2 separate regions of the Homo sapiens genome follow, and region 1 is linked to region 2. The links are chromatin loops, found by intact Hi-C in ENCODE. Cell type or tissue: dorsolateral prefrontal cortex. All regions are shown on one strand. Links, peaks and the distances in the headings refer to the core of each region. The heading gives the core; the rest is flanking DNA. Region 1 overlaps MAGI1 (membrane associated guanylate kinase, WW and PDZ domain containing 1). Region 2 overlaps MAGI1 (membrane associated guanylate kinase, WW and PDZ domain containing 1).

What was found. Hi-C counts contacts between places; a loop is a spot of excess contacts. Peaks named below come from ENCODE experiments on the same cell type or tissue, not always from the same donor. Only the 100,000 strongest peaks of a DNase experiment are listed, where the experiment ranks them.
Region 1: a loop joins it to region 2, with 4 times the contacts of the local background. A loop is called at or near these places in 2 of 110 quality-filtered maps.

Annotation. Positions count from the first base shown.
Region 1 is chr3:65,589,904-65,598,246 of GRCh38, reverse strand. All of the region lies in intron 2 of MAGI1 (membrane associated guanylate kinase, WW and PDZ domain containing 1), which reads left to right. Among named protein-coding and RNA genes, the nearest start is that of MAGI1-AS1, 300 kb to the left of the region's middle. RefSeq lists an enhancer at 1-293. In dorsolateral prefrontal cortex, for the core only: a CTCF peak has its summit at 3,669; DNase peaks (open chromatin) are centred at 676 and 1,141; H3K4me3 peaks cover 4,085 bases; H3K27ac peaks cover 3,378 bases.
Region 2 is chr3:65,752,439-65,760,781 of GRCh38, reverse strand. The region is part of intron 1 of MAGI1 (membrane associated guanylate kinase, WW and PDZ domain containing 1); the gene reads left to right. The region is part of intron 1 of LOC107986018 (a long non-coding RNA gene); the gene reads left to right. Among named protein-coding and RNA genes, the nearest start is that of MAGI1-AS1, 140 kb to the left of the region's middle. In dorsolateral prefrontal cortex, for the core only: no CTCF peak of the experiment used is centred there; no DNase peak of the experiment used is centred there; H3K4me3 peaks cover 1,476 bases; H3K27ac peaks cover 4,255 bases.

The sequences.
Region 1 (8,343 bases), core at 103-8,102, 160 kb after region 2:
CTCGCTCAGTCCCCGCCCCCTCCGCAGGTGCAGCCCCCTAATCCCCCCGGCCTAGATATCCGGCAGCCTCTAGGAGCCCGGGCTCTGTGATGTAATGCTCTTTTTTCACACTCCCGGCTTAAATACAGATGGAAATTGTTGTCATGTGTTAGAAATGTCGCCAGTAATATAAAAGGCGCAAGCCTGGGCATCTTCTCTCCCTTCTCGCACCATCAGCTGCTCCTGCTGCCAGCACCTCTTCCCTCGAAAAACCGCTCTGTGGTCAGGTGGCCGAGGCGCCCCCAGCTCTCCCAGGAAGGGGTTCGGTCCCACCCCCCCCCCACCCCCGCCTCTCTTTACAGCCGCTGCAGAGCCAAGGACCAGCGTGGTGGGAGGCGGTTTCAGGCTCACAAAGGGAAGGATTAATCTTGGCGATTGGGCTGGGGTTTGCAGGCAAGTACAAGTGGTCCATGATCTCCTCTCGCCACCCCTCCACCGCCCCCTGCCCACCTCTGGATTCGAACGCTCCGCTGCCGGAGGAAGCCTGGGGACAGGCAGGCGGCGGCAGAGGCTCCCTGCCACCGGAGGTTTGAGCTTGGGTTGTGGGAATATCCATGGAGGTGAAGATGCCGTGTGTGGTGTGTGGACCAGGGAGGAGGGGCGGGGAGAAACCCGGCCAGCTTGGGAGGGCCAGATGGCTGCGGCTGCGTTTTAATTCACCAGGCAGGCCCGTTTGGCCAGGCTGGGAGGAAGGGGGAGGGGGGAGAAAAAAAAATCAGAGGTCAGTGGATAGGGAGAGGCCGGGCTCTGGAGCAGATGCCTGGCGAACAATGGGGCTTTTGAAGGGGATGCTGGAGGAAGTGTGGCGCGCGCTTTGTATTGCCTCCTCCGCATTGCAGGTTGGAATCGGGCAGCTAAATTTTAATGAAGTGCATTCCAAAGTGTGCTCGTCAGCCCGGGCTTTTGGAGCGAGGGGCTCGGCTGAATGGGGACTGGGGGTGGGAGGGGGAGGGGGCCGGCGAAATGAGTTCCTGATGGATGGTAAAGGAGGAGATGAAAGCCTGCTCAGTGTGGAGGGCAGGGGAAGGGAGGGGGGAAAAATCAGTACGTCCCCGTGCATATTAATAGGCTCCAGCAGGTGTTGGTAAATGTATGTTGCTGCATTGTTCCGGCGCCCAGGCTGGGGAAGGCAGGGGAGAGGGAGAGCTGCTTCCCCGGGCAGCGCGGTGGGCAAATGCCTTTGCACTTTGGAGGGCTTTGTAAGCTCTCGGGGAAAATTAGAAACGGAAGGGCTGCGATTCTCCTCTGTCCGTTTTCCTATTTCTAAAAGGAAGAATGTACATGCGGAAGGCTTTTTAAGTTTGCTTCCTGGAAATTAACATTTGTATGTTAGAGCACTGTGTTATCTAGGTAAGAGATGTATGTCTGTGGGCATCAGAAAACAGAATCCAGAGTCTGGCTTGCTGAGTGCTTGGGAGCTAAAAGGCTTTTCTCCCTGTCTGGTTCTGTAAGTGAATGGGCCAAACCCGGAAGGCTGGGGGATTTTTGAAGATTCAGGAAGGCTATGCCTCCCTTCCTCTTCCTAAGTCCTAAGTCTAACTGACCTGGGTACCAGGGGGCAATGGAGTGTACAAGGAAGCTGTCTTGTCCACAGTGTTGGTATATAGACTTTGTCTCACACACAAAGGGAGTGGATTTGTGCCTGAACTAAATTATTTGAGGGTATGTATGGCTTATTTTTAAGGATTAGGTATGTTGGGCCCTTTTCTCTTTCCCAGAGTTTACCATGCTCAACACCCTGTCAACTGAGAATCAATTAGGAGACTACTTATGAGTGTGTGCTAGCCAAATAACCCTTGCTGGTTTATAGTGTTGTTTGTTTTACTACTCCTCTTGAATGAGTATTCAGTGCTTTCAAAAGATTCGGACACATTTGTTGGGGGTTTCAGTAAAACGGGAAGCTTTTGCATGAGGGCATTGTGACTTTTATATTGAAAACATAAAAATTCCATATGCACATGGTAACCCACGGAATGACATACTGTCTTTGGGGTTCTGGGAAAATAAATGCATTTCTTAGTTGAGAAAAGCTTGTCTTTTATCATCTATAAGGCTCATACTTTCTGAAAAACTGTTGTTTTTTGATCACTTGGAAGCCTGTATTAATTAGATATGAAGTTGGATTCTTTTCGTGATTTAACTTGCACTGAAACTCGTCGACAAGGCGCAGCTCATCACTTGCCAATGAATTTTAGTGCTGTTGAAAGCTTTAGCAGTTTAATGGTATCAACAGAGACTCGATTCCTCCATTTCTCAACTGAGCAAACAGAAGCAGTCTGCCCCTGTCTCTCAATGCCTTTCCTCTTTTGGCTTTGGGAAAGGGGATGGGGCAGAGGGAAAGGATTCTTGATGAGGATACTCCTAACTCCCCACCCCCACCCTACCCACCCTACCCACCCCAGAGAGTTAAAAACGGAAGCTTACCCATTTGCTTCCCCATGTAGTTTCTTTCTTAGGCTGTATATTTCAAGTTGTATTTCTGTGTTTAAAAAGATGCTTGAGGTTTGGTGTTTGGATTTGTTGTGTTTGTGCTAGAGAGACGTGGAATCGGTCCGTTATTCTTTTTACTCAATTATGGCTCTTAAATCGGTCTGTTCCTATGATTAGACTTGAGGCTCCTCTCCCGATCCTTGCTGAGCAAAAGCATGGGCATGTGTGTTTGATATGAAACCACCCCCAGGGGAGACTAGAGCCTCACTGCCTCTTCAGTTTAACTGTGGCCAGAAGAGGCAATTTGTGAGGTGGCCCCTGGTGTGTCCACTGGAACTACCAACCCTGAGTCTAGATTCTCTAAAAGCTTGTGGCAAAACAGTTTCACATGGGCTTTATTAACAGAAAGGAGCTCTTTGAACCTATACGTTTGATACCCAAGACTGTTTTTGTGATAAACAGTTGTATGGATCTTTGACATTCTTGTGTATAAGAACAGAAACTATGCCCATGAATTAATGGTGCCATAGAAGTAATGACTATAGCTGATTTTACTAAGACACATCTAGCAAAGGCTTCTGATGAGGCAGCCTCTCCTTTCCCCTTGTTTTCTATTCATTCTTGGCATATGGATGGGGGTAGAGGAGTGGAAAAAGAAGACAGAGAGAATAAGATCTCCATATTTACAAAGGAGCTAAACACCGTGCTTAATTGACACCAGTTATTGAAAAATTTAATTGTAATTTCTCTTTGACCCTGTGCTGCGTAATATAAAGCAGGTGATGTGATACCGACTGAAACTGCCTGTTTAATGATTTCAATAAATAAATACACAGACCCATGCATTATTCTGATGTTGGCTTATTAGGCTTGCATGGAATAGAATTTGGGAGACACTGAGCACTGAAGGTAAAAGGGTTTCTAAAGCTGAAAGTAAATATAGAGTTGATAGTACTAGAAAAAGCTAAATCAAAAGACACCCCCCCATCAGAATACTGCAGATATTTCTTTTTCTTTGCAACTGTATTTGCATAACAAAATTCTGTTCATTTAGTAATCACCATTTTCTCAGCATGTTTGTTTTTTCCTTTGAAAAAAAAATTTCTTATGTTGATAATCAGACCCCAAATATTTGAATGTAAGCACATCCCTCGCAGTCATACTGACACCCTCTGGCACCAGAAAAACTGTCATAGCATTTTTTGAGATGTCTGGTGGGAAGAAAGCAACAATGCCAGCCATTAATTCAGTAACTCTGCTGATCTCTGTGTCTGATAGTAGGCCAGCTGTTGATGACTTTTAGGCTTTTGAAGTGTTATAAACACTAAAAATGTAAAGATGCTGCCTTCCTTTGCTTCCTCGGTCTTGTTGACAAGTTTCTGCTACTGTTGGCCTTCAGTAAATTTACATGACTAATTTGGGATGTCAACACTCAGGAAAATTATGACTAAACAATGTTTCTAAATAGTGGGATCTGGGATTTGCCATTTTGTTATTGGTAAACCTGTTTGACAAGTGATTCCATTTGATAAAAATGGCACTCAATCCACTTGCTTTTCAAGAATCTAGTGAGTTGATGACTGATGCCATCTAGATATCTGGTTTGGTTTTGTTTTTTCAAATACAGTCCTTGAGCTGCTGTTGCTGATTATTATTTCTTCATCCATGGCGGTTGACATCCTTAAAGTTTTGATAGGTGGCCAGATTCAAGAATAAAAACAGGATGGAGAAAATGTTACCTGACTTTTACCAAAATGTTTGAGAAGATCTGAGGCATGAGAGTAAAGGGGAGGTCTTGGGCTTGAAAGTGACTCATCAGGCTGAATGTTCTTGAGCGAAAAGATTTTTAAATGATTATCTGACCTGAAAGGGCAGGAAAAGAAAAAAACATATTTCTTTTAATTCCATTCTGTGAGGCTTTTGTTTGTGGAGATTTTTAAATTATTTCTCTTTCAATATCCCAATATAACTATATCCATATAATGAGATATCAATATGTTTCCCGTATTTCTATATCTAGTCGTAAGCACAATGCTTAGCAGGTAATACACGTTCAATAAATACTTGAATGAATGGACACATTAAGAACTTTGACCTTATGCAGTCATTATGAAGTTCAGGCTGTTTCCTAGAGTGCTATTGTAATTATCAAAGCAATGCAAAAAAGTACAACTCCTTGAAAAATCATTTTGAAAATAGAAAATGAAACATAAGTTTGTTTGTATTTAATGATACATATTATTTTCCACCAACCAGATAGTTTATCCTATATTCTATTGGAAGTAAAAAATCATTTAGATTTCTACTCTGCTCACTGTTGAATTGTTCTGAAAAGTTCATACTGCTCGCCTGATTAAAGAATCTCCTTTCCCCCCCATCCTTCACAATCTACTAGTCCTTGCATCTGAATTATTGCACTGGGTATATTTCTTTGCCACAATAAAGATTAGATCAGTGGGAATCTACAAATTTGACAAAGACTGTATGAAATAACTTGGCTATAAGACAGTAAGTGCTATAATTTTCTCATTAATTGTGGAGTCATGCCAAAGAGAGTTGCTTTAAAAATACATGATTATAGATAGTGACCTGAAAGGGAAGCCAAAAAAGTCTGTAAACATTTAAACTCCTTTTTATGAGGCTTAACACTCCAGTTTATGGATGCTTTTGCTATATCCCTTTCTAGCTTGGGACTTTTTAATTTACTACTTTTAATTTTACCTGAAGGTGACCTTATATTGAGAATAACTTATAATATTTGAGTGCCTACTATGTGGTAGGCGCTTGTTAGGCACTGGGGAATCATAGCCCCATCAACAAAATATAAAAACCCCCTGCCCTCCTGTAGCTTGTATTAGAACCCATCTTAATTTACTTCTAATAAGATCAGGGAATAGGGAATAAGGTAAAAATGATTAGTTAAAATGAGATCTTTCCACTATGGGAAGTTTTTCCCAGAAGTTACTGTGGTTGGCAAAACAAAAGTTGGGTTCGTTGCTTGCAGAAAAGTCAAGCACAATGGAAAAATGCAGCATAAAATTACACACTAGCCCTCATTCTTTCTGAAGTCCAACTCTCCAAAAGTAACTGCATGTGCGTGTGTTCCTTTGTTTCCCTCCTAACTTTTCTGCACTAATATATATATGCACATAGCTTTTTTCTTTTTTCTTTCAAAGAAGATGCTATCACACTCTACCTCCTGTTCAGTCAGTAAGTCAATTTCTTTTCCCCATCTGAAATTGACATCTTAATATGTAACACAAATATCCTACCTTATTCTTGGTGACAACCACATAATGTCCCCAAGTATGGTGGGAAGATGGTATAATATGTTTAACCCTTGCCCTGATGGTGACCTGTTAGCATGTTTCTAGTTTTTCAGTATTATTGATAATGCTCTATTAACTCCCCTTTGCATGCTAGTTCAGTTGCACACTTTGTATTCAGTTACAACTTGACTTTTCTTATTGTCTTTACATCTGGGCAACTTTCCATGTCAGTAGATGCATGCCTACTTTATTCTTTCTAATAATAATTGGAACCTACTTTTGTTAGGTTGCTATGTGCTAGGGCTGGCTGATTTAGTCCTCACAGAAACACTAAGATATATTTATTTATTCAACAAGTATTTATTTAACAATCTTTATGTGCTAGGAACTGTGTTCTGCCTGCCTGGTATATATGATCAACCAAAACAGATGAAGATCCCTTATAGGGTTTATGTTCTAGTCAGGTGAAATCAAAACAGTACATGTAATAGTTGAGTGAATCATTTCGTATATTAGAAGGTGGGACATTATACGAGGGAAAAAGCAGAGCAGAGTAAGGGGGTTGAGTGTGGAGATTGGGCATGTTGCAGTTTTTAAATAGAGTTTTCAAGGTGTCAAGGGTCGACCTCACTGGAAAAGTAACATATAAGCACAAACCTGAATGCATGAGGGAAGGAGCCATGTGCATAACTGGGTAAAAGCCAATCCATTGCAAAGGCCCTGTGGCAGAAGTGGTACCTGCATTTTCAGAGGAACAGCAAGGAGGCCGGAGTGGCAGAAATAGAGTGAACAAGGGTTAGAACTATGGGAGGAGAGGTCAGAGTATAAGGAAGAATGACAGATTATGCTAGACATTTTAGACCCTAACCAACCACGCCACCCAGAATGAAATAGGAGCCATTGCAGAGTCTTGATCCAGGCAGTAACATGCTCCCAATGAACATTCACAAAGCCTCACTGAAGGTAGTAGGATGAGGTTTTCCGAAGGAGCGGAAGCAGAGAGCACTGACAGGAAGTTGTTATGACAGGAAGTTGTTATAATCCTGGTGTGAGATTATAGTGGCCAGACCAGAGTAATGGTAGTGGAGGTGTACAAAGTGGTTATATATATTTTGAGAGTAGACTCATGCCTGATGGATGACCTGAGGGGTGTGAGAAAAAGAGAGGAATTGAGAATGACTCCAAGGGTTTTGGTTTTTTGCTTTTTAACATGAACAACTGGAAGGACAGAATAGTCATTTGCTAGATGGGGGACACCAGGCGGGGGTGGGTCATCTCTTAGTTTAAGATCAGGAGTTTCATTTTGGACATAGTGAGCTTGACAGTCAGGACTCTCAAGAAGTCAGTGGTTGTAGATGGTGGAGTTCATGGAAAATTTTGCTGTACCATGATTTAGCCCAACATTCCCCAGTTTTTGAATGATGGAAACGGTGATGAAAGGAACATCCTTGCACACGTAGCTTTGTGTGTATTGTGAATTCTTCTGTAAGTTAAACTCCTGAGAGTGGCATCACTGAGTTAAAGAGAATGCACATTTTAGGATTTGAAAAACTCCCAAATTGTTCCACTAAAAGAATTATATAATTTACATTCTCATCAGCATGTGTAAGCGTGTTCATTCTCTTGTTTCTTAAAGTTTTGCTGGTTTGATAGGTGAAAAAACATGGACTTTTTATAGTCTTTACCGCAAGTTCATGTTTCCTTTGGCCTTAGAGGCTCTGTCTAGATTCTGGAAGATGTAGGAATTTATCCTGTCCTGTGAAGGTTTGCCTATCCTGGGCACAGTAGTGATGTAGGTCACATTTGGTAGGACAGACTAATTGCTTGAGGACTTAGCTCTCTGCAAGGATGTAATATATTCAGCATTGTTCAAGCAGCTAATTAAAGACGAATGGGGGGGACAGCTAAGTAGCAGTTTTAAAGTACATCTCCTTTAAAAGGGGAAATTTTGAATTATATCATCCTCAGAAAGAACAGTTTATTCTGACATTTGGACAAGTTTTAATAGCAAGTGTTGAATTAAAATAGTTGGCACAACCAAGATAGTTAAGAGCACCGAGTGAATTCAGATTTCTTTACAGTTATACAAGGTCAAAGGAGTACCAAGTTGAAATCTTTATGATTTTTTTACCGATTAATCAAACAAATAGTTGTTATGACCCAAATATGTTTATGAGCCCGATATTATGCTGGGTGTTAAAGATACAAAGATGTACAAAATAGCTTTACCCTCACAGGGGAATTGGTGGTGGTGAGAGACACATACATGGCCAATGACATCCCACCGTCACATGGGTTGTAAGAGAAGTATGTCAAGGTGCTGGGGGAGCACAGAGACTGACCTGACTTTGTCTAGAATTCAGGTCAGGGAAGATTTCATAGTAGAGGAGACACTGGTGATGCGTTTTAAAGGCTGGATGGGAGTTTTTCAGAGGAAATGAAGACATTCCTGGAAGAGGACGCAACCATGTGTATATCAAGTCATAAGAGGCTGGTGTTTCTGGGAAGGGATTAAGTCATGGATCGTTGAGTGTGCAATTTTAAGAGTTATGAGACACAGACTCGGGGATGGACACAGAGATGCCAAGGAGCCTGGAACTTATCC
Region 2 (8,343 bases), core at 135-8,134:
TCATAAGGCAGTGTTGTGTGGTAGCTAGGGACAGAGGCTTTGCGGCCTGACCATCTGGGCTCAAATTATAACTCTAGGCTGGGCCAGTGGCTCGTGCCTGTAACCCTACCTCTTTGAGGACCAAAGGAAGAGGATCACTTGAGGCTAGGAGTTTGAGACCAGACTGGGCAACATAGGGAGACCCCGTCTTTACAACAAATAAAACAATTAGTTGGGCGTAGTGGTGTGTGCCTGTATTCCTGTCTTATGTTGCTATCTATTCCTATCTTCTATATTCCTGTGTTCCTGTCGCTTGAGCCTAGGAGTTTTAGGATGCTGTGAGCTATGAGTGTGCCACTGCACTCCAGCCTGGGTGACAGAACAAGACCCCATCTCTTAAAAAAAAAAAAAAAATTACCGCTCTGTTACTTCCTTGCCGTGTGACCTTGGGCAAGTTTCTTATCCTTTCTGGTCCCCAGTTTCTTCCTTTTAAAAAGAGAATAATAGTAGTAACTGCCTCTTAGAGCAGTATCTAGTGTGTCATAAACAATTATTAATCAGCAGACATTTATTGTGAACCTCCTGTGAGCTAGACATAGAGCTGGACATTATAAAGGAGGACGGGGAGGAGGAGGAGGAGGAGGAGGAGGAGGAAGTTGAAGACAATGATGACAACAATCATAGTAACAGTGGTTAGCATTTATTTTCCATGTGCAGTATTCCAGACCCTATGTTGAGAGTTTGACCTGCATTATACCATTTGACTTCCAACACAATTCTATTACATGAAGGAAATACTTTCGTGCTCTCCAATTTTTGCTCAGGAAAGTGAAGGTTAGAAAGGTTGTGTAGCTTTCTAATAGTCAGGGCTAGTTACACACTAGAGCCAAAATTTGAATCCAGGCTAATTCTAGAGCCCCGAATCTTAATTTCAGTGCTATATCACTCAAATAAAAATGGGCCCCCTTTTGAATCTTTCTCACCTCTTCACTACCTCTTTAAATAAGGAGGTATAGACTCTATCAGTTTTACTGGAACACATCTCACATTCAAGCACAAACTTGTTAGTCCCAGCATTGCCCCATGACGTTGAAATGAAGACCTTTCTTTTATGCCTTTAATAACAGAAAAGGAAATAAATGCAAGTAAATGTTCAAGACTTCTGTTTGTTCGGTCTTGTGCTCCATATAACTTGAAATCAGCCTCTTCTACCCCCCACCCACTGCTGCTGGCTGAGATAGATAGTATTTTGCAGTAGATGCTTTTTTTGTATGTTGGGTTTTCTATCCCAACCTTTTGGTTGCTTGCTTAAATACTGTTCTGGTATAATGACACACATTGTCCTGAGATCCCAGTAATAAGAATAACAAGAGCAGCTGCCTTTTCTAGTTGAGTGCTTCTTTTGTGCTAAGCACAGATGTAAGGAACATTATCTCCTCTATTCCTCACAACACATCCCCATTTTATAGATAAGGAGACTGGCACTTAGGCGGGTTAAATGACATCCATGAATATATGGCATTGGATGAGATGGTTACAATTTTAGCAGCTCAGTTCAATATTTTAAAAACTGTCCTAGAGGAGGGCATCATGTATTGAGAAGAACAACACTAAAATTAGGGACTTGATCCGATTCCTTGCTCTCCTGCTAACCCATCGGGAGACACTAGATAAGTTGCTTTTGACTTCCTTCAGTTTCACTTTCCATTTTTTTTTTTTTTTTTTTTTTTTTTTTTTGCACTGGGCCTAACAGTTCTCCTTTCTGGGGCTGTGGTAAAGAAAATATGTATGAGATCATATATGAGAAAGCTTGCAAGGATTAGATGGATTTAACATTTGAATTCTAACATTCACCAGCATATATGTTCCTTGAGTATCTTATTTTTAAAATGTGGGGACTAAGTAAACATTTGCCTATTTTTCAGAATTCTTGGAGGTGTTTGTTGGAGTCAGTAAAGAGTTTGGAGTCAGAAAGTTTACGTTTTTGAGAAACACTGCCCTCATTGAATGAAGGCAACAAAAATATTATTAATTGATTTCTCACAGTTTCTCAACCTTGCCATATTTGAGGCCGAATACTTCTTGTTGTAGGGGCTGTCCTGTGCATTGTAGGGTATTTAGCAGTATCCCTGGTCTCTACCCACTAGATGCCAGTAGCATCCTCCATTTGTGACAACCAATAATGTCTCCAGACGTTGCCAGATGTCTCCTGGGGCATGATATTCCCCCCCAGTTGAGAACCGCTGCTTTGGGAATATATATTGGAAATTAATTTACTTAACATATTATGAATATGCTGCAGACTGGGTAAAATGTGATAACGGGAATGTATGGGCAGTTTGCAAAATCTGGCTCACTGAGGACCAGAGTGCTATTTTCAGAAATGAGCTCCAAGTGATTAAAAGAAAAGAGCAGTCAGACTGGATGTCTGATATTTGGGTAGTTTTGAATATAATAAAATCAACAGTGTAAGTAAGCATCTTTGAAAAGGACGAATGACCTTTCTCTTTCTCCTTTCCCCGAGTTTTGTTTGTAAGCTTTATTTCTCTCCCCAGATGCTCCGCTTTATGTCTTGCTGTGGAAAGGTGATTGGCTCAACAGCTCCATTCTAGGGGGTCTTTTCTGCACCTCTCTGAAAAGAACCAACTAGGACTGGGAGATTTATCTCCTCGAGTCAACAGACCTTTGAAGTCAGCGAGTGTTGTTGTTGTTTTGGTTAGAACCCAGTTAATTTGACCCTAGGATTTGAGGTGCCTTAGAGCTCTGTGTGTGTAAGATGCTGTGACATCACAGAAATGGGTCTCTCAAGCCAGTTTTTCCTGAAGGAAGTTTCTGGAAAGAGAAGAAATGCTCTAAAGTATCTCTCTAGAGAAGATTATGTGTCTCTATTGTTTAAGGGAAATTGGGTGATACATTTAGTTAAAATTGAAGTTTGTCTTGCTTTCTAAACCAATGAATGTCTTAACTTTATAAACCAGAGAAAGCAGAAATGAGTACTTAATTTCTCAAATAATTTATTTTAGGATTTCTTTCTTTAAATCATGTGGCTGACAAACCTAAAAGTTGAAGCAGTTAATAGTTCCTGCATAAACTGAAACACTTCTGAGAAGATGGTTTAAGTCATTAGGAGGGTATGGTTCTATTTATAGAAATTAATAATTTATTGAGATGAAGTCTGGCTCTGTTGCCCAGGCTGGAGTGCAATGGTGTGATCTTGGCTCACTGCAACCTCTGCCTCCTGGGTTCAAGCAATTCTCCTGCCTTAGCCTCCCAAGTAGCTGGGATTACAGGTGTGCACCACCGTGCCCAGCTAATTTTTGTATTTTTAGTAGAGATGGGATTTCGCCATGTTGGCCAGGCTGGTCTTGAACATCAGGTGATCCACTTGCCTCAGCCTCCCAATGTGTTGGGATTACAGGCGTGAGCCACCATACCCGGCCAGAAATTTAATTTATGGTACATTTTTGAAAAATGTGACCACTGGTTATATAGCTACAATGGAGTTTATTGTAAAATTTCAGAAAACCTCTTTTCTATAGAAGGTCCCTGGCCTCCAGTTTTGGTCCTCTGGAATGGTTATAAGTCAGTGCTTCTTGTGCCCTCAAACTCAGTGAAAATTAAAAGAGTTAACATAGACAATCAAATATATTTTTCTCTCCAAGTTACTGTTAAAAAGTAGCAAATGGAAAGCTACATAATTTGAGAAGGGCTCTTGAGTGATTTTATAAACCTCCCGGCAAGGAGGTAGCAACCCAAAGCTGTGATAGATTATGAGATTCTGCAGTATGTTTTCTTAAGTGTCTGAAAAGAATTATTTCAGTATGGTATTTGAGTTATTTTCTTTAACTAAAATACTTTCAAATTTGGCATTCCGTGTATGGGTTCAGATGTAAGTTCATTACCAGAGGAATTCTGTTTTTCATCAGGGATAGGTAATAAAGTGTCTTCCTTGTATGATGGTGTGTTTGTGTATGTGGGTATTCTGTTGTTTTAGTTGAGGCTGTATAGCTTTCATTTTAACTCTATTCTCTGAACACTCTGTATTGAAGGTAAGACTGTCTCCTGATGACTTCCGAATATGTCATCTGGAAATATGACTGTAATTTTTCATAAAGGTAGTTTACAGGAAGAGACTGTGGCACCATAATGCACTTCAGAGTGTGTACAGTTGGCAAAGGACATATCTCAGGATGTACAGAGATGCTTATGAAAGACTTGTTACAGTAGAGACCTCTGCTGACACCAGGAGCCAGACGCTGGGATGAACATATATCATTTATAAAGCCATGCTCCTGTTCTGTCTTAGGGCAGGGTTTTATTTAAATAAGCAGGGTCCCCATGAGAAGTATGACCTTTGCTCATGTTTTTATGAGCTATTTAAAGTGTTCTAAATTTACTAGTACATGCAACTTTTACCGAAATCTTGCAGCTTCTCTTTTCTTTAGATCCCCATCACTTGTGAGAACATTGTTCTCATCCACACCGACATGCACCACCATTTAACTTATTTATGCTGTGTAAAAATGCACACAATTTTTTTCCCCACTGGCCATCTTTAGAAGAGTTTAGTCTCTAACTCTTTATTTTTTTCTCAGGGATCCACTAAGTGGAAAACTACATCAAATTGTCCCTTTTCTTCTCTGTAAGAGGGGATCAATTACAGAGCGAACTAAGTTGGAAAAGAGAGAAGTCTATAAGCCCCGACACGATAATTTTTAACTTCACGAACATTGTGTAGTTGTTCCCAGTTATAGAAAATCTTTGGAATCTTTCATTGTGAAAGTTGAAATTATTTTAAAGACTTAAGGGGAGAGCTTATCTAGAAGTAAGAAATGGTTAAGACTATGAATTTGAAATGTAAGTGATCAGAAATGACAGATTTTGATTTATCTAGGTTTAGATTATTCAGTGTTTATATTGCAGCATGATAATGCATAAGGTTGCCTGCAGGGTAACAGTTTTCTTAAATTAGAACTATCTGAAATGAGTTGGCATGAGGTTAATAAGATTTTATTTTAATAATAATGGTAACTTTGCAGAATAGCTGTTGCCTGAATTTTTTTTAGGCTTACTCAATTGTGGGTAAGTTAGTTTCATTATTCACATGAGAAAATACTACAGCATTATGCTAACCTTCCTGAAGGCCATAAACATATATAGTTGTAACCTTGGGTCTCATTTACATTTTCTTAGAAGACTTATTCATTTTATATGCCTATGTGTAAATTCCTACCACTTGATGCTGAATCCTATCACAGACTGTCTAGAAGAAATGAATTCTAATTACCACCCCCACTGTTCCCTTGCCCCCGAAGTACTCTATACAAAATAGTGATTTTTAATTCAGATACACTTTCACATGCTTGAGTGAATATTCTGATATCAGAGACCAAAGGTATAGAGCAAAGAGTATGGGTTGGATCATATCAGATATGACCCTGAACATGTCTGAATGACTTAAGCTTTCTAAGCTTTTTCTCTTTGATTGTCAGAAATAACTACCTCCTTGGGTGAATTGTAAACATTAGCTGATATAATGCAAATGTACTATTTGTGGCCGAGCGCGGTGGCTCACACCTGTAATCCCAGCACTTTGGGAGGCTGGGGCGGGCAGATCACCTGAGGTCAGCAGTTTGAGACCAGCCTGGCCAACATGGTAAAACCCTATCTCTACTAAAAGTACAAAAATTAGCTGGGCCTCGTGGCACGCGCCTGTAATCCCAGCTACTAGGGAGATAGGAGAATTGCTGGAACCCAGGACATGGAGGTTGCAGTGAGCCAAGATCACACCACTGCACTCCAGCCTTGGTGACAGAGTGAGATTCCATCTCAAAAAAAAAAAAATTTAAAAAATAATAAATAAATAAATATACTATTTGTGGTGTAACAGTTATTTAATTGGCCAGCCCCTTCCTCACCTCTCTTTGTATGAAAGATAACTTCCTTTTAAACATAGAAAACTAGCTGATACTTACTCCAAATTAAGTTTAATCTCCAAGATTTAGTCTCCGATTTGGACAGTAATCCAAACTGGTTGGCTAAGATGTTGCCATATGTTCATTTGTAACTTGGCATATTTGGTTTGAAATAGTGAGAATAAACTATTTGAAAACCCAGTGGGCCTTCTCCAAAGCTTTGGTTCTTTTAGCTGCCTAAAACTAGCACTGCCTTTAAGGGGAAAACCCAGTGTACACGAAACTATTTTCCTTAAGACATTGCCTTTGAAAGTGGCAGTGATAAAAAGGCAGGCTCAACATCAGAAAGTGAATCATGAAATACATCTAATAAGATACTTGTTTCAAAGGCTTATGGAATAACTTTCTTGATCTTGAAAAGTGATATTACACACAGAAATCTGGGGACCAAAACAAGTGAGTGAGCATAAAATGAGCACAGGAATGAATTTTCCTGTGCCCTATAAGTCCTTGATAGATGTTTTAGATAGTTATTTTTTCCTTTCTTCAGTAATTAGCTCATTATTTTTTTCCTACATCACTTGAATGAGGATGGAAATTAATCGTAAATGTGCCATTGTTTTTACATCAGATCGTGGCATATTTGCTTGATTCTTTGTTGCGGTAATCAAAATTCTGTCTCTCAGTGATAAGAAGGAATTGTGGATTTTGCTTTTATCCTTTAAAATCATTGGTAAAAAGTCACTATATTTTAGCAATATCTATCATGTGATAGATTTCAAGCAAACAGAAAATGAGGATGGGGAATTGAAGAAAGTTCTTTGGGAATCCCTAAGATCAATGAGAAAGATTTTGTATAATTATAACTAATGCAGAGGGCACAATAAGTTATTCATTCTTTACACACTGTGTTCAGTCAGACATTCTCTACAGTCTATACCTGCAGCTGTGTGGTCCTTTCCCATGCCTATGATCCGAAAGTTAGGTGGTTCGCTCCTTCTGGGCCCTTCTGCTTTTCCTAGAATTTCAACTTTACTTTTCTTTCTCCTGGATATTACTTCCTGGGAGGCAGTTTTGTGTGGTGATTAAAAGAATGGGCTTTGGAATCAACTTGCCTGGGGTTGAGTCTAGACTCTTTCACTTGCCAGCTACATAACATGGGTACAGATTACTTTTTTTTTTTTTTTTTTGAGATGGAGTTTGTGGTGGTGCGATCTTGGCTCACTGGAACCTCTGCCTCCCGAGCTCAAGTGATTCTGCTGCCTCAGCCTCCCGAGTAGCTGGGATTACAGGCATGTGCCACCACGACTGGCTGATTTTGTATTTTTAGTAGAGATGGGGTTTCACTGTGTTGGTCAGGCTGGTCTCGAACTCCTGAACCTCAGGTGATCCTCCCGCCTCGGCCTCCCAAAATGCTGGGATTACAGGCGTGACAGATTGCTTTTTTAACTCTTAGTTTCTTTACCAATAAAATGGAGATAATAACCATACTCAGTTCATAGGTGTTTTTGGTGAAGATTCAGTGAGATAATATGCAGGAGAGTGCTTCGTATTGGTGTTTTTCTCAGCTTTCTCATTGGGTTGATGATGGCAGAGTGTCTATAATACCACAAATTCTGACGAGCCTGGACAGTTTAGGTCTCACAAAGTGAGCTGAGTGTGTGTATTTGCAATGCATCCCTGTGGTTCTCGGGCACTCAGTTTCAGTTCAGGATATACAGATCTTCCCAGATTTTCTCATCTCGGTCTCTGCCATCTTTGGTGTTGCACTATGACGTAAGTTCCTCCTTCTTTCCCTATTTCTCTTTTAGACATTGTTGAGGAAAAAAATCATTCTGACACTTGTCAAAATGGTCAGGAAGACTTTACTGAGGACTGCTGTAATAGGGGTATTACAGTAGAGGAGGGAGATCAGGCTCAACTTTGAATACAGCCAGGACAAGTGGGATTTATAGCTAATGAGCAAGGGAGGGTGTGAGGGGAGGTCAGTGGGTGGAAAATGACTAAGAGGAGATATCAGAGGTAGAAAGATTTTGGCTGCACTGACCTAACAGGATTCTTGCTGAAAGCAGGCCAAGATGATAAGATGTCAAGGATTGAAGTCGGGGTGGGATATGACTGAGTAGGATTCTTTGCTAAGACTGGGCTGGCCAGCCAAAGACAGGACAGGGGTTAAGGTTGAGGCCTAGTCCAAAAAGAGGGCTCATAGGAACCAGACTAAAGTTTGATCAAGTAGAGAGTCTTTGTGAACACACATCAAGGCCTTGTCCTCAACCAAAAATACATGCCTGCATGACACCATAACCTTAGTAGCTTGCTTCTGTATGCTTAGAAATTATACCTCTGAGATTATAGATGTAATTTTACAAGATTATTTTTAACGTTTTGTGGAGAACAACCATTTTGGATTAATTATGTCATTAATTTTGACATTAAATTACATTGATTT